Linked DNA regions of Homo sapiens: all the other regions are linked to region 3. The links are chromatin contacts, found by Hi-C or POLR2A ChIA-PET in ENCODE. All regions are on one chromosome and are shown on one strand. The core of a region is the stretch at or near the end of the contact, and the rest is flanking DNA. Distances in the headings are between cores, read along the strand shown. Region 1 overlaps KAT2B (lysine acetyltransferase 2B). Region 2 overlaps KAT2B (lysine acetyltransferase 2B). Region 3 has its middle 230 kb from the start of MIR4791.

Region 1 (4,037 bases), core at 1,538-4,037, 590 kb before region 3:
AGTATAAGGCTGGGTGTGGTTGCTCATGTTTGTAATCTCAGCACTTGGGGAGACCAGGGAGGGCAGATCACCTGAGGTCAGGAGTTCAGGACCAGCCTGGCCAACATGGCGAAACCTCATCTCTACTAAAAATACAAAAATTGGCCGGGCATGGTGGCATGTGCCTATAGTTCCCAGCTACGCATGAGGCTGAGGTGGGAGAATCACTTGAACCCATGAGGCGGTGGTTGCAGTGAGCCAAGATCACACCACTGCACTCCAGCCTGGGCAACAGAGTGTGAACCTGTCTCAAAAAAAAAAAAAAAAAGACAGTACAGAACAAAGAATGTAATGTAAAAGGTCTCCATAATTCTTCGTGACATTGAATGCCTGTTGCAGTTATATTAATACTTTGGATATATGGGTAAAATAAATTTCCAAAATTAATCTCACTGGATTCCACTTGCTTTTTTAAAAATATATACATATAACTACTAGAAAATTTAAAAGCACATAATATGTGTGCTTTTATAACCTCATATTTGCAGGCTGCTTTATATTTCTATTGGACACATTGCTTTAGACCTTCCAATAATTTTTCTCAGCAGCCATCTTAATCATCCGGAGCTGCTAATCTTTAGTCCACCCATGAAAATCCTAAATGAATAACATTCTTTTTTTTTTTTTTTTTTTTTTGAGATGGAGTTTCGCTCTCATTGCCCAGGCTGGAGTGCAGTGCTGTGATCTTGGCTCACTGCAACCTCCGCCTCCCGGGTTCAAGCAATTTTCCTGCCTCAGCCTCCCAAGCAGCTGGGACTACGGGCATGTGCCACCACACCAAGCTAATTTTGTATTTTTAGTAGAGACAGGGTTTTACCACATTGGTCAGGCTGGTCTCAAACTCCTGATCTCAGGAGATCCACCCACCTTGGCCTCCCAAAGTGCTAGGATTACAGGTGTGAGCCACTGCCCAGCCCTAAATGAATAACATTCTAAGGACATGTTTTCTGGTTCCCTTTTCTTAAAAGCAAGAAAGTAGAACAGGACAAGGTATAGATGAGAGCTCTTTCTGTCAATTCAGAGTCTGGTTTATTCTCGCCAGACTGCGACACCAACTGCAATACCAATAAAACATGGACACAGTTCCTGGAAAGGAAGGGACCTAAGCCAAAGACAACTGGGAAGATAAATTAGCAACAAAAAAAAACAAAACAAAACAAAAAGACACTCCAACACATGCCAAACCCTACAGGAATAACTTCTGAAATTTATTCATAAATTTACATGACTTCCCTTATAGAATTTCATGACTTCCCTTAAAGAATTTCCTTAGTCCTTGTTTTCCCTTAGGGACAAGGTCATAAGAAATCTTTCTGAAGTGTAAGCTGCCTAAATCATCTTTCTAATCCACATTAACCATATCCTTTCCAGTAGTTCAGTGTCACTAATTGTGATTACATGTTTGCGTGTATGTGTAAATTAACAATGAACACTGAGATCTATTTTTCAAATATCCCTTCATTTGCTATCGACTACACTTGAGTTACATATTGAACTTGTACAGTATCCTGGTACCTCGCCCCAAAGTCCAACAAAGCCTTGGTACAACCCTACTTGTTGGTAGGTGAAACCACTTACTCTCCTCACACACATACACATACACTCACAGTGAGACAGAGGTCCCCAACCCCTAGACCATTACCAGTCCGTGGCCTGTTAGGGACCGGGCTGCACAGCACGAGGTGAGTGGCAGGCAAGTGAGCATTACCGCCTGAGCTCTGCCTCCTGTCAGATCAGTGGTGGCACTAGACTCTCATAGGAGTGCAAACCCCATTGTGAACTATGCGTGCAAGGGATCTAGGTTGCATGCTCCTTATGAGAATCTAACTAATGCCTGATGATCTGAGCTGGAACAGTTTCATCCCAAAATCATAGCCCTAATCTGACCCGTGGAAAAATTGTCTTCCGTGAAACCAGTCCCTGGTGCCAAAAAGGTTGGAGACCATTGGAGTGAGAGGACTATTCCCAGAAAGTCCTTAACTCCACTTTGAACCTTCTCTGGACATGGCACAGAGAGATCTTCCCAAGCTCTGCAGGCCTTAGTGAGAAGCCCCACATTCTGCTCTTCTTCTAAGACCTTGGGTTTACCCTTACCTTGACTTGCTCATTTGAGGTTACAGCACAGAAGACAATCTCTGTGAATCCTTGAGATGGGAACATACGGAAACAGATACCACCAATAACACGGCCATCTTTAATTAAAGCAAGGGTTTTGTGTTTCCTGAAAGAATAAGATTATGTCAAAGTTTTACCTATCCTAGTTATATAAATATACTTTTTGGGGTGTTCCTTATTAACCAACTAAGAAAGAGGGACATGTCCTAAGTTTCTATAGAAACTTCCTTCATGTAGCCCCTATCTCGCTAGACCATCCTTTTATCTGAACTTTTTAGAGCTAGGTCGCCTGCACAAGATGTCATCAGCACTCCCATCAGAACAAAATACCAGTCACCTAAGAAGTGCCTGAGGTTTACAAATAGAGAACAGAGTATGTGCAGAGGTGCTCTGGAACTGGCACAGCCAGTGCCAAGGAGGGGTCAGGGAGAGCAGGAAGTCATGGACAAACATGGTATGTGTCTCTGAAGAGTTAAGTCTTACTCCAAAATATTACAGAAACATTATGAAAAAGAATTTAAAATTTACATATACAATTTGCAAAATTCCGCATTATGGAATCCTTCCCTCTGTCTAAAGCATCACTCTGAATTGTCACAGGCATGGATCACAGTCCCCATAGGCTACTGGGCTATGTATGTTAAAATAAATTCAATTAGAGAAGTTTAGTTCTTTAGGGTTTCGTGGGTTTTTTTTTTTTTTTTTTTGAAATGGAGTTTCGCTCTGTTGCCCAGGCTGGAGTGCAATGGCACGGTCTCGGCTCACCACAACCTCCGCCTCCTGGGTTCAAGCAATTCTCCTGCCTCAGCCTCCCAAGTAGCCGTGATTACAGGCATGTGTCACCAGGCCTGGCTAATTTTGTATTTTTAGTAGAGACGGGGTTTCTCCATGTTGGTCAGGCTGGTCACAAACTCTCAACCTCAGGTGATCCTCCCACCTCAGCCTCCCAAAATGCTGGGATTACAGGCATGAGCCACCATGCCCGGCCTAGTTTTTTGTTTTTTTTTTTTAAGCAATGGATTTTCAAAGTTAACCTGTCTTATATCCCAATAATTGCCCACAGACCTGGGCAATAATGGCACCTAGTTAAGATACCAAAACCAATATTTTGATTATGAAGAAAGCAGAACATCTTAGTGTTACATTCTCTCACTGCTATAAAGAATGAAGCACAGGAGAGTCATCAGCAATGTAAAATATAAAGTTTCATCATCATTAACAAGAAAATTTGTAAATTGTTGAAAATTACTCTTAGCACTTTCAGACATGAAAATCAGCTTGGTGAAGCTCTGTATCCACAGCAAGACAGGTGCAGTAGTATTCGGTGGATGACTATGGCTGACTTTCACTATCTAAGCAGTTCCTCTTTCATTTAAAAAGGAAATAAGGAAGAAGGAACAGAAAGTACCACTTACGGGTCAAAGACGAGCCGTGTGATGTATTCTTTTGGCATTCGGGGCAGCTGGTGGGAGAAAACGTTCTGTAGGCCAACCAGCCACATCAGGATCTTCTTGTTTGGTTTCTGGTTGAGGGAATTGCCAACCACGTGAAATTCAATTACACCCCTGCGCTCTTCCAACCTTGCCGCCTCATCCCTGGCCGAGTGTGCTGACAGAAAATTGGTCTGAGATGCAAGAGACAGGAAAAAATTACACAGAGCTATTCTCTCAAGACAGTGGGGATGGGACACATCCAAGCTTCTCATCTTTGTTCTAATAAGATACACATTTGTGGATTTTCAGAGTCCTAAATACACATGTGTGCACACATACACACAGAGACACATACACATACAAGTTATGAAGACAAGACAGAAAAGGCAGGTAAAGCATTTTGAGAAATTGGAGTATTATATGTGTACACGGATGATATTCAGTGTAGAT
Region 2 (3,738 bases), core at 94-2,593, 510 kb before region 3:
TTATTCTTCTCAGAGCAGCCAGAGGGGTCACTTCAAACCGGAAATCTAATTTGAATTCACTGGAAACAGCCCAGATGTCCATAACAAGTCAACAGATAAACAAACTAGTACGTCCATACAGCAGAATACTCCTCAGCAATAAATAGAAATTAACTACCAATGCATCCAACACCACGGATTAATCTCAAAAATATACTGAGTGAAAGAACAGTATGTACTATGTGGTAACATTTATATGAAAAATAGCTAAATTAACTTAAAGTGACACAAATCAGATCAGTGCTTGCTTCCAAGGGAGAGAGACTTGAATGGCAAGGAGCAGGCAGAAATTTTCTAGGGGGATGGAAAAGTTCTGTCTTGATACGTATTTGTTGAAACGTATCAGAACTAAAGATCTTGACATCACTGTGTAAAAATTATATGTTGGCAATCTGGCCCCCATTTATCCCTTCCACCTAATCTCCTACACTCATACCCCCCACCCCACCCACCTCCATCTAGCCACACAGGTCTCCTGACAGGCCTCACACACGACAAGCCACTTCTGGCCCCAGAGTCTTTGCACGGCACCCTCTTCCTCACTTCTTATCATGCAGGCCTCGGTCCGTGTCCCTTCTGCAGAAGGATTTCCTGGGCATGTATCTAGAGGAATTCCCCAGGCATTCTCATTTAATTCTCTGTTTTCATTCTCTGCGAGGCACTTACCACTTTCTGTTATTTTCTGGCTTATTGTCTGCTTCTGCTACCAGAAAGCAAGCTCTGCAAGAATAAGGACCCATCTGTCACTGTATCACCAGCATCTAAATCAACACCTGGCACATTAAATAACAATTTGTTGAGTAAACGGAAAAAGTTGACATATATCACTGTCTCCACATTACAGCTGCGAAATCTGAGGCTTGTAAAGCATAAGTAACCTCCCCATAGTCACACATCAGGGTTCAAACCCAGGCAGTCTGGTGCCCAGGTCCATGTTCTAAACTACTCTCACGTCTGGCTCACAACAGTTTTGCTTCTCTGCTTGGTTTTACTCTGTTCCCTCTATCTGGGCTGGGTCTCTCTCCCACCCTTTCACCTCCCCCTGGCTCACAATGGTTTCTCTCTGCATTGACTTCATGCTTGATTATTCATTTTAATTTTTCTTTCACTTAATATCTGTCTCCTCAACAAGAAAAGGGCTCCTTGTGGCTTTTGCTTCCTTTTGCACATGTAGCAGAGAAGTGGCCACAGGCCCCTAACCGGTGCTCACAGATGTGTTCCTTTCGAGGTGGGATGAGTCAGGTAGTCCTGTGAGTATGTGCCAATCCTGGGTTACATGACTCACTTCATTATTTCAAAGTATGCTGACCTTGGCATCTTTGGCATTCTGCCATCTAGTTTCAACACCAGCTTGTCAGAGCTGATGCAAATTGGCACTGCCACCATCAATCACTATGATATTACTCAGGTCTCATCCTTGTACTTCTGGAACCTCCTGCATACCACACAAACCTCGCAAAAAGCTGCACAAGCCAAGAGTACACAACGCATGGGGACTGATTAGGATGGCATGGAATTTAATGGAAGCAACCCCATACAACTTGCCCTGAGGTTACTGACAAGATTACCCTAAACCTCCTCCTGATATTAGGTGATGTATTGTTCCAAGTGGACCATTAGAGACATTATTCACACTTTTTTCCAAAATAAATGCATCCATCTCCTTCACATCTGTAATCAATCCCAGCACTTTGGAAGGCCGATGAGGGTGGATCACGAGGTCAGGAATTCAAGACCAGCCTGGCCAAGATGGTAAAACCCCGTCTCTACTAAAGATACAAAAATTAGCTGCGTATGGTGGCAGACCCCTGTAATCCCAGCTACTCAGGAGGCTGAGGCAGAGAATTGCTTGAACCCAGGAGGCGGAGATTGCAGTGAGCCAAGATCGCGCCACTGCACTGCAGCCTAGGTGACAGAGCGAGACACCGTCTCAAAAAAAAAACAAAAAAACAAAAAACAAAAACAAAAAAAAATAAGTCTAAAGCCGGACACAATGGCTCATGCCTGTAATCCCAGCACTTTGGGAGGCCGAGGAGGATGGATCACTTGAGGTCAGGAGTTTGAGACCAGCCTTGCCAACATGGCGAGACCCCATCTCTACTAAAAATACAAAAATTAGCTCGGTGTGGTGGTACATGCCTGTAATCTCAGCTACTTGGGAGACTGAGGCAGGAGAATCACTTGAACCTGGAGATGGAAGTCGCGGTGAGCTGAGATCATGCCACTGCACTCCAGCCTGGGCTACAGAGTGAGACTCCATCTCAAAAAAATAAAATAAAATAAAAATAAATAAAAAATAAGCCTAAATGGTAAAGGAACAATTAAAGAAAGTCTATTGTAGACTTTAAAGTGGGCCACAAAGTAACAAAAAATATAAATAGTAGTTTAAAGAATGCCTTCATATACAATTGATTTTTAAGTTTACTAATATAATACAGACTTCTAGAATATATGCTAAAACTTTGTCTCACTTTGTAGCTTTTAACTCACTGATCTCATAACACTCATATACCTTCCTGAGTTTTTTTGTTTTGTCTTGTTTTTTGAGACAGGGTCTCACTCTGTCACCCAAACTACAGTGCAGCAGCACACTCACGGCTCACCACAGCCTCGACCTCCTGGACTCAAGTGATCCTCCTGCTTCAGCCTCCTGAGTAGCTAGGACTACAGACATGTGCCACCATGCCCAGCTAATTTTTGTATTTTTATAGAGATGGGGTCTCATTATGTTGCCCAGGCTGGTCTCAAACCCTTGAGCTCAAGCAATCTGCCCACCTTGGCCACCCAAAAGTAGGATCCCACACCTGGGATTACAGGCGTGAGCCACATTCCTGGCCTTAAGAATTTAATTGTAACTTGCAGAAGAGGAAACAGTGGTTGGAGAGGATTAAAATATAGGTGATTCCTCTTTGCTTGATTTGTAGGAGACGTTCAGGCCATAAGATAACTGTTGCTTGTCATCAAGTCTGCCATGAACCAAGGGGAAACACACTTAACTATGAGTAAGTGTTGTTCCAGCTCCAGCTGGAGGCTGCCCTGCTGCAGACCACAAAGCTAGCTACTAAACCTCCCTGCACCTTAGTTTCCTCATCTTTCTTTTTTGAAGACGGAGTCTAGCTCTTGTCGCCCAGGCTGGAGTGCAGTGGCGCAATCTCAGCTCACCGCAACCTCCGCCTCCTGGGTTCAAGTGATTCTCCTGCCTCAGCCTCCCGAATAGCTGGGATTACAGGCACCTGCCACCACACCTGGCTAATTTTCGTCTTTTTGTTTTTTTAGTAGACATGGGGTTTCACCATGTTGGCCAGCCTGGTCTCAAACTCCCGACCTCAGGTGATGTGACCACCTCAGCCTCCTAAAGTGCTGGGATTACAGGCATGAGCCACCGTGCCCGGCCTCTTTTTCTCTCTTTTTTTTTTTTCTTTTTTTTAAGAGATGGGGTCTCTCTCCGTAGCCTAGGCTGGATCACCAACTCAGCCTCCTAAAGTGCTGGGATTACAGGCATGAGCCACCATGCCTGGCCATCTTTACAATACAGTTTCCTTTCCACCAATCTCACAAAGCCTGTGAATATCAAATTACCAATTTATTCAACAAATATTTATCAAGTGCCTACTATGTGCAAGGTATGATCCACCCGAGATATGAATTTAATGGAAAATTTAATGGAATTTAATCCCCAGTACAACTTGTCTGTTTCTC
Region 3 (3,810 bases), core at 736-3,235:
CTACAATTGTGATCTGCTCTTGTAACCAACAATTATTCTTTTCCCAAGCTCAGACTCATGAAACTGAGATATGCCAATGATATCTGAGGAATAAAATCCTTCACAATGATATCTCTAAGCTAAACTAGAAATGATAGAATAGACGGCATTTTGGGGAGCCTATTCTAATCAGAAAGTGATATGTCCATCAACTAGTATGGTTTTAAAACATAGAGGAGTATTTGAAGTGGAAAGAAGATGATGAGTCTCCAGGAGGAAGGTTGATATTGATACACATCTTGTTATACACCTATACATAACTATATGCACATTCCTTCTTGCTTAAACCCTACTTCAGCCAATGCTGGGTCCTTTGTCGACTAGACTAGAGCAGTAGTTCTCGAACTTTAGCTGGTATCAGAAGCACCACAGGTTGCTGGGCCCTACCCCCAGAGTTTCTGATTCTGTATGTGTGCTACCCACACAAACTAAATCAAACTCTTTGTGGTTAGAGCCAGGAATCTGTTTTTTAAAAGCAACATAGGTAATTCTAATGGGTAGCCAGAGTCAAGAACCAGTGTTTGGGTATTTCTTTTTTTCTTTTTCTTTTCTTTTTTCTTTCTTTCTTTCTTTTTTTTTTCAGACAGAGTCTTGCCCTGTCTCCAGGCTGGAGTGCAGTGGCGTGATCTCTGCTCACTGCAATCTCTGCCTCCTGGGTTTAAGCGATTCTCCTGACTCAGCCTCCCAAGTAGCTGGGACTACAGGCGCCCGCCACCATGCGTGGTTAATTTTTGTATTTTTAGTAGAGACGGGGTTTCAGCATGTTAGCCAGGATGGTCTCCATCTCTTGACCTCGTGATACACCCACCTCAGCCTCCCAAAGTGCTGGGATTACAGGTGTGAGCCACCGCACCCGGCCTTGTTCAGGTATTTCTAAGCCTTTAACATGTGCACAAATTACCTGAGAATCTTGTCAAAATGTAGATTCTGATTCACTGCTCTGAGATGGGGGTCCAGGATTTTGCATTTTTAACAAGCTTCCAGATGAAGCTGCTGCTGTTGTCCCGCAAACCACACCCTGCGAACCAAGTGTGAGAAATGTTGTCTTCTTTACCCCTTTTCTGTAGACGTGGTTTTTGTGTAAGTTAACAAGAGATATGCTAAGTGATCTAGGCCCAGGGCTCAAATACCTTTGGGGTACTGGAAGCCAGAGTTGACAATTAGATTTGGTTCCACAGGTTGTCTGATTATAGCAGGAGGAACTCTTATGACTCATTTTGGTCAATAAGTTATCATGGCAACTTTCGGAAATCTGTGTTTCCATCTGAGGGCTTCTGGACATCACTGCCAATCATAGCAAGGGGCCCCAAAGATGCTGAGTGTTGGCCATGTGGCTGCAGCTACCCAGAGGGCTCTGTGTTCCCCAAAAGATGTGGCTGAGTTTGAGCCCCTTCCTTATTAGCATTTAATACTGACCCCCATGCAGAGTTCAGAAATAATTCTCTCTCAGGACAAATAAACCATAGTGAAGAATAAAGCTACAGGAGTAGCATAAAGTTCAGAGTCAGCACTGGTTAAAAAAAATTACCATGGCAAGTAAAAGTGCCAAAGCAAAAGGGTACTCTTTACCCTGGAGGAAATTCTTAAATGAAAGTGGTCCCTTCAACTTAGTATATTAGTTCTTTACAAAAATAAAAAGCACAGACACACTTTTAAGTCTCACTTCCTCTTATTTTATTCTTTGTTGTACTCAAATATATCACATATGTATGTTCTATTTTTATCAAGCCAACTGTGAAAAAAAACCCAGAAGCTTAGCTTCAGCGTCAAATTCCATCCCATTTCCAGCTTCTTATCTCCATAAAGGAAAAACCCAAGTTAAAAGGAAATAGCTTAAGAAGGCATAGTTTTGCCCTTTGGACACATTTTCCCACCAGCTGTTTTTTTTCTGGAATGAACAGCTTATTTAATTACCTGCAATGACAGGTATGTAAGTGCTGGTCTATCTCTGCCTCACTGTGCTGTCCTCATGTCTTTTATACTGTTTATTCAGGGCTTGGTGAATGACACAACTCAAGGAATAGGTTCTTTCAGGACACAAGCTGCAGGGAGTAACATTTAGCTTATTCCCTCTGATGAGACCTACTCACACGGTGGGCTACTAAGGGAAGCTTTGAAGGCATCTGTGTGAAGTGGCAGACATTTCATAAGCTCTGCTTCTAGCCAGAGGAACTGTGGGTAAGAGGGCAACAACATTTGCCACAGAGAAAGCTCTGAGGCTTCTGGCTGATAGTGCTCAGGTCTTCTGTGGCCAGGGATGGTGGTTGTGACATATATGTGTGTGATTTCTAAAGCAACAGCAAATCTCTATAGAAAAACTTTATGGGGAAAAATGGTATGTGTTTGTAGAATATATTTGTGTTAGTGAATAAACTTCCTGTATCTTTCTGTAATTAAAGAGTTCAAAATAAAACTTCACTGAAATTCAGATAGACATATTAGAAGCCACACGGGTTGGGGATAAGGTGGCTGGGGGCAGAAACAGCATGTTTTTCTGCCCTGGTGGCTCTTCAACAACTTTTTTTAAAAAGGTAAATGTTGACTTGATTGTTAACACTGTGATGAATAGACTGTAGGGGACATATTATGAAAGCTACTTTGTGACCTAAGCAGAGAAAATGTCAAAGAGAGGACTCATTTTCCAGAAGGTGGCCTGGAACACTGAGTGAGAGGGAAAAGGAGGAAGCATGAGGAAGGGCCAAGGGGAGAGGAGGGAGCGGGAAAGAGAGAATGGAGAGGATGTAAGTGGGAGGAGGCTGGAGATAAAGGGAGAGCCAGGAAGAAGTTGGGGAAGAGGAGAGGGGGGGCAAGGAAAGGTGAAAAAATCAGGAAGGAGAGGTAAGAAGGAGATGAGGGGAGGAGGGGGAAATAGGAAAGGAACCAGGGGATGAAAGGTCAGGAAGATAAACTGACATTTGTTTAGCGTTTATTGTACGTCGGGTAGTGTGCCTTCACAAAAATTACTTCATTAATTCTCACGAAGACTCTGAAAATTGGATATATTTTATTCTTCAAGTTTTAGATGAAGGAATTGAGGCTCAGATGTCTTAAATAACTTGTCCATATCACAGAGCAAGAAAAAAATGGTTGGAGGCAAACACTCCTTTGTGTTCTTCCAAAACTTCTGCTCCTTTCTCAGCTTAATATTTATTTGGACCATTTGCCTTTCTATAAAGTGAAATAAATAGGCAAAGGAAAGCCTTTTGGAAGAGCCCTTAATAGAGCCTATGCCTGCACTTGTACCCAAGCTCTATTTTCGGTGATGATGGTATCTAAGAGAAGACTACATTTGAAGTACTATATACTTAAAAAAGAAGACATAAAAGCAATGTCTTAAAAAGATGACCTTAGAAAATGAGCTATATATGCCATGAGAATAAGTAGCTTTAGCAAGAACTATTTGGTGCAGGCTGTTTTCATTGTTATGAATAAAATCACAATCTTAACATTAGCAATTCCATTTCACATAGGGGACATCCACAGCAACTGTCATCTGCTGACCAAATAGTTATCTTGCCTCACATACAAATATGATTCCTATCAGATAACTGACCAATTTTTGAAACTTCAGAAGGTATTTTCACTTTTCTTTTTTCTTCTAGAAAATCTAAATGAAACAAGAAAACAAAGATCTATAACAAATCAAGAGGTATAAGTGGTGTAAGACACATAGTAGACAATCATTTTTCATTGAAGTAATTGATGGGTGTTCAAAGCTCTCTTGGAGAAAAGATATCAGTTACTTTGATAAAAAAAGGTCATTGATGTATT

What was found. A loop is a pair of places that touch in the nucleus more often than their neighbours do. ChIA-PET counts read pairs that join two places held with the same protein, here RNA polymerase II (POLR2A). Pooled maps may share reads with other maps.
Region 1: a loop to region 3 is called in a pooled map, with 8 times the contacts of the local background. The contact joins two enhancer-like sites. A Hi-C loop is called at or near these places in 3 of 37 single-sample maps with no recorded cell type and 4 of 50 pooled maps.
Region 2: a map with no recorded cell type shows a loop between it and region 3 (4-fold over the local background). The contact joins two enhancer-like sites. A Hi-C loop is called at or near these places in 1 of 168 maps with a recorded cell type or tissue (OCI-LY7), 12 of 37 single-sample maps with no recorded cell type and 6 of 50 pooled maps. POLR2A ChIA-PET finds 5 or more read pairs at or near these places in 1 of 52 experiments (activated naive CD8-positive, alpha-beta T cell).

The regions. Positions count from the first base shown.
Region 1 is chr3:20,125,646-20,129,682 of GRCh38, reverse strand. It overlaps KAT2B (lysine acetyltransferase 2B), which reads right to left. Exons shown (of 18, transcript NM_003884.5): 10 at 3,570-3,778; 11 at 2,134-2,260. Among named protein-coding and RNA genes, the nearest start is that of MIR3135A, 9.9 kb to the left of the region's middle. RefSeq lists an enhancer at 3,583-3,662. Within about 2 kb of position 2,787, at least 5 of the 41 ENCODE cell types and tissues checked have a DNase peak (open chromatin) inside an H3K27ac peak, as active enhancers do.
Region 2 is chr3:20,052,381-20,056,118 of GRCh38, reverse strand. The region is part of intron 1 of KAT2B (lysine acetyltransferase 2B); the gene reads right to left. Among named protein-coding and RNA genes, the nearest start is that of KAT2B, 14 kb to the right of the region's middle. RefSeq lists an enhancer at 922-1,161. Within about 2 kb of position 1,343, at least 18 of the 41 ENCODE cell types and tissues checked have a DNase peak (open chromatin) inside an H3K27ac peak, as active enhancers do; they include OCI-LY7, where a contact is called at or near this core.
Region 3 is chr3:19,538,111-19,541,920 of GRCh38, reverse strand. No RefSeq gene overlaps it. Among named protein-coding and RNA genes, the nearest start is that of MIR4791, 230 kb to the right of the region's middle. RefSeq lists a silencer at 325-494 and an enhancer at 1,108-1,217. Within about 2 kb of position 1,985, at least 3 of the 41 ENCODE cell types and tissues checked have a DNase peak (open chromatin) inside an H3K27ac peak, as active enhancers do; they include OCI-LY7, where a contact is called at or near this core.